Regions from separate parts of the Mus musculus genome. Here region 2 is linked to region 1. A link is a loop called in an ENCODE intact Hi-C map of the cell type or tissue named here. Cell type or tissue: heart. All regions are shown on one strand. Region 1 overlaps Dnaja3 (DnaJ heat shock protein family (Hsp40) member A3). Region 2 overlaps Hmox2 (heme oxygenase 2).

What was found. Hi-C counts contacts between places; a loop is a spot of excess contacts. Peaks named below come from ENCODE experiments on the same cell type or tissue, not always from the same donor. Only the 100,000 strongest peaks of a DNase experiment are listed, where the experiment ranks them.
Region 2: it touches region 1 in a loop (2.7-fold over the local background); 2 of 42 quality-filtered maps call a loop at or near these places.

Annotation. Positions count from the first base shown.
Region 1 is chr16:4,687,400-4,692,399 of GRCm38, reverse strand. It overlaps Dnaja3 (DnaJ heat shock protein family (Hsp40) member A3), which reads right to left. Exons shown (of 11, transcript NM_001135112.1): 3 at 2,336-2,419. Among named protein-coding and RNA genes, the nearest start is that of Dnaja3, 5.8 kb to the right of the region's middle. In heart, CTCF peaks have their summits at 1,611 (motif pointing left) and 2,888 (motif pointing left); no DNase peak of the experiment used is centred here.
Region 2 is chr16:4,753,852-4,758,851 of GRCm38, reverse strand. The region is part of intron 1 of Hmox2 (heme oxygenase 2); the gene reads right to left. Among named protein-coding and RNA genes, the nearest start is that of Hmox2, 30 kb to the right of the region's middle. In heart, a CTCF peak has its summit at 2,030; no DNase peak of the experiment used is centred here; H3K4me3 peaks cover 1,496 bases; H3K27ac peaks cover 1,058 bases.

The DNA of each region.
Region 1 (5,000 bases):
TTTTATTTGGTGTTTTGCCTGTATGTGTATCTGTGTGAAGGTGTTGGATCCTCTAAAACTGGACTTAGAGATGGTTATAAGCTTCCATGTGGTTGCTGGGAATTGAATCCAGGTCCTCTGGAAGAGCAGACAGTGCTCTTAAGCACTGAACCATCTCTCTCGCTCCTTTCTTCAGCTTTCAAATGTACACTTGCATCAGGCCCTCTCAGGGGCCCACAGGCCTGCAGCTCCAGACTGGGCCACTGCCACTGCTTCTAGCTTTAGACTGAGCAGCTGCCAGTTGCTCTGATGCTACAGCCTGTAGGTGCCACCATGGGCTCTTGAGCAGCACCTTTCTTTTACAAATTATATATATATATATATATTTTTTTTTTTTTTGGTTTGGTTTTTCAAGACAGGGTTTCTCTGTGTAGCCCTGGCTGTCCTGGAACTCACTTTGTAGACCAGGCTGGCCTCAAACTCAGAAATCCGCCTGCCTCTGCCTCCCGAGTGCTGGGATTAAAGGCGTGCGCCACCATGCCCAGCACAAATAATTTTTATAAGCCTGGCATGGTGGTTCATATTTTTAATCCTAGCACTTGGGAGGCAAAGGCAAGCAAATCTCTTAGTTCCAGCCATCCGGGGTACAAAGACACCCTGTTTTAAAAAAAACAGTAATAATTTTATGTGTATGGGTATTTTGCTTGCATTGATGTCTGTCTACCACTTGTGTACCTGGTGCTCTCGGAAGCCAGAAAATCGTCAGGTGTAGTGCATGTTACTAATCCCAGCACTGAGAGGAAAGGGCTGGTGAATCTCTGTGAGTTCAAGGCCAGCCTGGTCTGCAGAGCAAGTTCCAGGACACCAGAGAAACCCTGTCTCAGAAAGAGAAAAAAAAGCCAGAAGACGGCACTGGATCCCTTGAAACTGGAGGTATAGATGGTTATAAGTTACCAATTGGGTGCTGGGAATTGAACCTGGGTCCTCTAGAATGCTTGTAACATTGTAATGAGTCATCTCTCCAGTCCCTCAGCAGCTGATCTTATGATCCAATTAATAAATCTCTGATTGCCTATATCCTATAGGTTCTACTTCTCGAGAAAGCTCTAGCACAGATTAGCTATGGCTGACAGGTAATAAAACCTTCGTACTTACTGAACTATGACTCTACATGTTGCTATCTAGGCCCTTGAACACATAAACACATGCAGAACCCATTGGGGATAGTCAACTCCAAGAGGAATGCTATGGTAATTTGAATGAAAATGGCCCCCACAGACTCACAGGGAGTGACACTATTAGAAGGTGTGGGTTTATTGGAGGAAGTGTGTCACTAAGAGTGAGTTTTGGGATTTCAGAAGCCAGCCCCAGTGTTGCTTTCTCTTCCTGCTGTCTGCTGATCCAGATGCAGAACGCAAAGCTACCCTTCTAGCACCATGAAAAAAAACTTGCTGTGGCCATGGTCTCTCTTCACAGAACTAAAACCCTAACTACGGGGCTGCAGAGATGGCTTACTGGTTAAAAGCACTGACTGCTCTTCCAGAGGTCGTAAGGTCAATTCTCAGCAACTACATGGTGGCTCACAACCATCTGTAATGGGATCTGATGCCCTCTTCTGGAGTGTCTGAGGAGAGCGACAGTGAACCCATAAACATAACATTAAATAAATAAATAAATAAATAAAACAGAAACAAGAACAACAACAACAAAACCCTAGCTAAGACACAGGGTCATTCTCCAATAATTCTGTAACTGGTCAATGGTTCTCTCACAGATATTTGGTTTCTTCCTATGTGCTTTACGGTCTATTTTTACAATTGCTAACTTAAGTCATCAAATAAGGACTGATTTGATCAGTCTAACTGGGATTTCCCGAGATCAGCTATCAATATGAATTACCTGAGTATATTTATTGATCAGATGAACCTTGCTCTTGTTTTGTTTTGTATGAAGGCAGACTATATAGCCCTGCTTAGCCTTAAACTTACAGAAATTCTCTTGCCCTCAGCCTCACCAGTGCTAAATTACATATATGCCACCACTTCGGGTCTCTTTTCTTTTTTAAAAATTACACCTATTCCTTTTGTGTACATATGTGAGTGTTCAAATGCTATGGAACTCAGCAGGGGTCAGAGGACGATTTATGGAAGTTGCTGAGGATTGAACTTGTCATCAGGCTTGGCAGCAGATAGATCGCACCAGCCTGTTTTCTTCATTTAGAGTCTAAGTTAGCAGAACTAGCAGGGACACAGCACCACCCTGGACTGTATGATATGCCAAGCTATCTTGTGCAGTGCAGACTCTGATGTGTGCACAGAGCTGAATGGCCAGTGAATGAACCCACAAGTCACATTACCTCATAAGCTTCTGCCAGCTGGGAAAACTTCTCCTTGGCTTTGGGATCATCCTTATTTGTGTCTGGATGATATTTCTTGGCAAGCTAAGGGGAAAAAAAGTAAATTACTATAGATATGGATAGTCACTAAAACAGAACCCAAATACTTGCTACAATTATGTCTCTTTATAACAGCTGTCTCTCTTAAGATAGCAACAAAAATTTTTTTTTTTTTTTTTTGGTTTTTCGAGACAGGGTTTCTCTGTATAGCTCTGGCTGTCCTGGAACTCACTCTATAGACCAGGCTGGCCTCGAACTCAGAAATCCACCTGCCTCTGCCTCCCAAGTGCTGGGATTAAAGGCGTGCGCCACCACGCCCGGCCAAGACAGCAACAAATTCTTAAAGCAAGATTTAAAATTTGAAAATAAATCATTCCTTCACAGATGTCTTAGGGGCCAGAGAGATGACTCAGCAGTTAAGAGCACTGGCTACTCTCCCAGAGGTCCTGAGTTCAATTCCCAGCAACCACAGGGTGACTCACAACCATCTGTAATGAGATCTGGTGCCATCTTCTGGCAAGCATGTACACATGCAGGCAGAACACTCCATACATAATAAATAAAACAATCTTTAGGAAACAAAGCATTTACTACTCTTGCAGAGGACCTGGATTCAGTTCCCAGCTCTGATGTGTTAGATCACAACTCTAAAACTCCAGTTCCTGGGGATTTGATGTCCTTTTCTGATCTCTGAAGGCACCAAGAATGCATGCAGTATATGTACATGAGACAAACATGCATGCACACAAACCAAAAATAAATATATGTTAAAAGTAATAAGTAGGGTCTGGTGAGATGGCTCAGCAGGTAAGACCACTGACTGCTCTTCCGAAGGTCCTGAGTTCAAATCCCAGCAACCACATGGTGGTTACCTGTAATGAGATCTGACACCCTCTTCTGGTGTGTCTACAGTGTACTTATGTATAGTAATAAATAAATCTTTGAGCCGGAGCAAGCAGAGGTCCTAAAATTTAATTCCCAACAACCACATGAAGGCTCACAACCATCTGTACAGCTACAGTGTACTCACATATATAAAAATAAATAAAGGGCTGGTGAGATGGCTCAGCAGGTAAGAGCACCCGACTGCTCTTCCAAAGGTCCTGAGTTCAAATCCCAGCAACCACATGGTGGCTCACAACCATCCGTAATGAGATCTGACTCCCTCTTCTGGTGTGTCTGAAGACAGCTACAGTGTACTTACATATAATAAATAAATAAATCTTTAAAAAAATAAATAAATAAAAATAAATAAATAAATCTTTTTTTAAAAAAGTAATAAGTAAATACTTGACTAGCCCTTTAGCATCCTGGTGCTCTGAACCTATGCAACAGGGAAGCAAATAACCTGCACAATTTTGGTTGGTTGGTTGGTTTGGTTTTACAAGTCAGGGTTTATGTAGCCCTGGCTGTCCTAGAATGAGCTCTGTAGACTAGTATGGTTTTTTGTTTTGGTTTGGTTTGGTTTTGAGACAAACTGGCCTTAAACTCACAGAGCTTCGCTTGCCTCTGTCTCCCAGTACTGGGATAAAAAGGCAGCACAACCACACCTGGCTTGCCTGCTGTGCAAGGTTTTGAAGAATTACGTAATAAACGTATGACAGTTACTGCTATAAAAAATAAAGAAATTAAGAATTAAGAAAGAATTATGAGGAGCTGGAGAGATGGCTCAGCAGTAAGAGCACTGACTGCTCTTCCAGAGCTCCTGAGTTCAATTCCCAGCAGCTACGTGGTGGCTCAAAAACATCCATAATGGGATCTGATGCCCTCTTCTGGTGTGTCTGAAGTCAGCTACAGTGTACCCCTATATATAAAATACATAATGATAAAACTGCTTTAAAAAAAAGAGTAATGATGTTTACCTATATAATTTCTATTTATTTATATATGTCATAATTGTGTGGACAGCATGGTGTACGTGTGAAATCAGTTCTCTCCTGACTTTAAATGGTTTTGGAGGAATTGAACTCAGGTCACTAGGCTTGATGTCAAATGCCTTTACCCACTGGGCCATCTTACCTGCCTCTTCTCTTCTTTCTTAAAACGTTAACAGATTGATATCACATTCATTGCCCACCAAAGGCACCCCAAACTCCATCTTTCCCAGATCATTCCATAGGCTCGGCTGCTTGTGACCTGCCTTAGCAGGCTATACATCAAGGCAGTAAGGACCAGACAACATCAGCACCAAGCTGGGTTGAAGAGATGGCTCAGTGGCTAAGAGCACATACCCCTTTCCCAAAAGACCTGAACTCAATTCTCAGCCATGTTAGATGGTTCACAGCTGCCTGTAACTATAGTCCCAAGGGGATCCCTTACCCCTGTCCTCTGTGAACATCTGCAGTCATGTGCATATTCCACAGATGCACAAATTTAAAAACTAAAACAAAAGCCAGGCATGGTGGCACATGCCTTTAATCCCAGCACTCGGGAGGCAGAGGCAGGCAGATTTCTGAGTTCCAGGCCAGCCTGGTCTACAGAATGAATTCCAGGACAGCCAAGGCTACACAGAGAAACCCTGTCTCGAAAAGCAAAAACAAAAAAAAAAAAAAAACCAACAAAAATTAAAGCAAAACATACACACACATACACACACAGTGACCAGACCAGCAATCTTTCTACAGTC
Region 2 (5,000 bases), 66 kb before region 1:
TTTCAATCTCAATCCTCCAGCCTTGCTTCAGCCTTCTAGATCACACACATGTATCACCACATCTAGTTTACAATATGTATTTTTAAGATAATAAAATAATACTAATAGCCTTCTGTCTATCATTTTAAGGTTTCTAAACTCCAAGTACAATTTACTTATCCCCTTTAAAGAATACTGAGTCCTTAAGGTGTCTGAAAGCTCCCTTCCTGGGAAGGCTCAGTATCACTTTCAACCATCATAGGCTACTGCTAAGGGAGACAACTTGTGTCCATTCCTGTCACCTAATCACCATTCCTCAAGGGACTGACCATATAGAGTAACACTAAGAGGTAACAATTATCTCCAATCTCTGAAAAGATACATTTCCAAATCCCCTGCTGACATGTTTACTCTAGGATATACTTCTTTAAAATTGCTCATAGCTGGGCTAGAGAGATGGCTCAATGGTTATGGCTCAATGGTTAAGAGCACTGACTGTTCTTTCAGAGGTCCTGAGTTCAAATCCCAGCAACCACATGGTGGCTCACAGCCATCTGTCATGAGACCTGATTCCCTCTTCTGGTGTCTGAAGACAGCTACAGTGTACTTACATACAATAAAGAAATAAATCTTTTTTTAAAAAATTGCTCATAGCAATCTGTTCAATAATAATATATAGATAGTCACACTATAAAGAAAGAAAATAAATCACACAGCCTAACAGCCAAGGACACTAAGTTACTCAAAGGACAGTAAACAATGGAATGCTAGCACAGCTATGGCAAGCTGATTAAGCTGTGATCATGCACACACACATTAAAAAAGCCAAACCACTGACTACAACTATACATTAACAGCATACAGGGCTGCTGTGGCTCAGAGGTACAGTTCTTGCCCAGCATGGATTACATCAGTATATAGGTACACTAATACTGATAGGAAATTTGGAAAACTCTTCAGTCATAGTTTTTGTCGAACAACTTAGCCGACTGGCTGTTTCTTTTATGTAGCATGATCCTATTAGAGAGAAAAAAAGGGAAAGAGACAAATACAAGGAAGGAAAGGGTAAGAAGGAAACCCAGAGATAGGAATTGGATGGTATAAGCAAACTAGTTAAGATATTTCCTGAACTAATCAACAAGAAAGTCAGTCCTTGGCCCTTCTGCTAATCACAAGTTCCAGAAAGGTCACTTCTGTGCACCCTTCCCCTTTAAAAAACTGACTGCTACTCTATATTCTCATGCAGTCAGCTGTTTTTCAATCAGCTATGATTTTCATGCTAATACCTGATTTGAGTGAAGCAGCAAGTTCCTATCACAGAGACTTCCAGCAAGAGATTCCTACAGATCTACCCAGCAAATCTAGAACATCCACCTCAAAGACAGTGTTCCTGGTAAATCATTGCAAAGGCACCAGGACTTTCTGAAATAACACGTTATTCAAAGAAACTCTCCTTCATGGAGACTAGCTCCAAAAATTTCACAAGGCCAGGTAATTCAGAGCACTGCTGCCTAGCAGAAATGTAACCTAAGGACTATATCACGGTTCATTCCCTATCTAATAATAAAGACTTCTTATATTCATTCTATACTGAACACAAAAAAGAAATGGCTGTCTACAGTTCAAGAGTTCACTCCTATATTGACCTGGCACCATCTTGCCCTATATGTGACCACCTCCACTTAAACAAGAAGCTTCCTACCCAGCAGATGAAGATTTCCCTCAGACTCAGTTTATCAGCACACCTCATAGCCTCCAACCTGCATTTTAACCGGGCGCCATGTTGGAGGGCTGGTGGTAGCGGCTCGGGGAGGTTCTCGCTCTGTCCGTCTCGCTCCGTCTCTCGCTTCCCCCCGCCCCGGCTCCCTTCGGGACCCCCCTCCCCGGTCGCCGGCGTGTGGCGGAGTGTGTGCGAGGGCGGGGGCGGGCGTCCGGGGGGGGCGGGGGCGGGCGCCGCGGCCCCCGGGACGGCGGCCGAGGGAGGCGCCGGCGGCGAGGGACTGCGCGGCGCCATGGACGTCGAGAGGCTGCAGGAGGCGCTGAAAGATTTTGAGAAGAGAGGGAAAAAGGAAGTTTGTCCTGTCCTGCAGAAGATGGAGGTCTGGTTTGTGAAATTTCAGAGGGAAAATTAAAGACTCTTTTCAGGGCCATTGCTGTTTTGATTGTGAAGATTCTGTAGTTCTGGTTAGCTGGGGCTGAAGAATCAGCTGTGATTAACAAGATACCAGAACTACTAAAGCAAAAACTTTGCATTACTGGGACTATTGATGCTGGTTAGCTGGAGCTAAGAAATTAGCGGTGATTAAGAAGAGACCAGCATCATTGAGGTGACATCTTCTGGGAAGTGTTTTCTGAGAGCACAGTGGCTGCGTTCCAGATATAGCCAAAGTTGTACCTTGTGCTCTGGCTGGACTTGGTAACGTGTAAGGGTCACCCAGGTGGTACTGGTTTTGAAGGCATGAAGGAGTTGAGCAGAGCAGCTGAGACTTAGCACTGTGAGAGGCCATGGAAGGCCATTGGTGAAAGTGCAGCCTCAGTTGCAATTGATGGCCTAGGACTGAAGGGGTCATGCAGTGTTTTGGAGATGCCAGTACCATGAGATGACCACCAAGAGCAGCAGCAGCAGTGGAGTAGAGGCATCTGGAGCCTAAAGGATGACGCGTGTGCTACAAAGGGCATGGCTGGAGAAGTGACCCAAGCCCTTGGAGGAGCCCAGAAGATCGTGAGTTGGATCCCAGACATTGGACGGTTGGAGATTGATTTTTGCTTTTGATTGTGACTGTGCCCTGATATTTTCCCTCTTGAAGGAAGAAACTGTTTTAGTGATGCCCACAGTTAAGAGACTTTTAATTTAAAAAGACTTTGGATTTTTAAAAGAGATGGATATTTTAAAGAGATTGAAATTTTAAGAATATGTAAAGACTGTGGGACATTTAAAGTTATTTAGACTCTCAATGTGCACTCAGAATGCACTGGAAATACAAGCTAAATGAAAGTTATGTGTTGGGTGTGCAATTGGGTGCCATGTCTAAATTGGTCAGTATAAGATTTGATTTTAACTTCAGATCCGGTTCTTTTTTCTCTTTACTTTCAAAGTTTTAGTTGACAAATAATTATATATATTTATTGTACACAATGTGATGATTTTAAACATGCATACATTGTGGAATGATTCACACTATCAACCTTAGGAAATGGAATTAGTATTAGGCATTCCTGGGTGAGCTTTTCAGACCTTTCCAGAACCAGGAAATGGCCAACATAATAAACCCAGTCCCTGAAGGCAGCATAGAGAGTAACTTGGACTCTTTAGCGCTATTTAAAATCTAGCATTTGTGAATGCCTGTTATCACAGCACTTGAGAAGTGCAACAGGAGGACTGCCAGAAACGCCAAAGCCAGTTTGAGCTATATAGCAAGACCCTATTTGAAAACAATACAAAACAGCCAAGAGGGATGGGGGAAAATAAAACCTAGCGTTTGTAAGAATTGCACATAAACAGGGTAAAATTGTTTTGATCATGAGCCTGAAAATCATTGTGGGTTGGTAAGTGAACCAATTCCCAAACAAGCCTACATTCACCCACACAAAGCACACCAAATTCCCCTAGTACTTAAAATAATTTTTAAAAGAATTAACTAAGCTGGGTGGTAGTGGCACATGTCTTTAATCCCAGCACTCAGGAGGTAGAGGCAGGTGGATGGATCTGATGCCAGCCTGATCTACAGAGGGAGTTCCAGGACATCCAGAGCTACAAAAAGAAAACATGTCTCAGGAAACAATAACAACACCCCTCCCCTACACACACAAAACAAAACAAAGCAAAACAAAAAACCCCCACAAAAACACAGAAACAAAAAACAAAACCAAAAAGAATTAACTAAATACTAAGGGACCAGTTTTGCATTCCATGTAGCAAATGGATGTACAGAGAAGATGTAAGCTGTTTTCTAGGTTAGCTGCCACTTCACCTGATATTGGAGGGACATGCTATGTAGACCTGCCAGTATACTGCAGCTACCTCTGGACTTCTACTTATGGCTAAAAATTATTAGAATCCCAGCTCATCTTCAAGAGTGGAAGGTGCAGCTTGACCCTGCATAAAAGGCCCGGACTTTAGGGATAAAAATATTTTGATTTGAGAGATGAAGCCTCCATATTCAGTAGCTCTTGGCACTGTATGAGCCATAATTTCCTGAAAGCTGAGTTTCCTCATCCATAAAACAGGCCAAGAAAAACTACTTACCTTCTCAAATATGCTATGAGGACTGAAATGAGATACCTTACATGAAAATATTATATGAAATAAACGTAATGCTGCCTTAAATGTTGATCTCTTATTGAGAAAGTGTTGGTAAGATTTAACAACTGGGAAAGTCCTGGGTTTCACCCCAACTAGGTTTAGTAACCTGGGCACAGTAGCATAAGCCAACACGTAGGAGGTGAAGGCAGGAGGTTCAAAGTTGGATATACAAGAGTTCAAGGCCAGCATGGGATACATGAGATCCTTTCCCAAACAGCACAAAAACTAAGAAATAGCAACTGGACAACTGTGGAACAATGAGGAAGGAAGTATGAGAAATCCAGCCAATTCATATGATTCTAGACACGTCATACCAGATTGCAGTGTGAAGAAATGGCAATGTTCTTTTCATGTTCCCAAGGCAGGAAAGAATGCCCACACCAAATGGCATTCTTTGGGCTGGCTCAGTTTAATTGTTAGCTGTGTTTGGTGCTAGGACAACAGAGAGCTAAATCAATTCTAACCCAACAAGACATTTGATAACAGAGGCCTCTCAACACCCTATGGAGATCATGTTATCTCGATAAACAGTTTCTGAGTTTCCATAATAAATGGGCCAAGGTCTCTGAACTCTGACACTGTCATTCCCCAGGAAATCTAATACAAGTTTCACTCTTTTTACATAAATTTCACTCTTTCCTCATTTGATTTGTTGAAGTTCAACTCCACAGTTCACTGAACAGATGACTATTAACCTCTTGCTTTAACAACAGCAAGA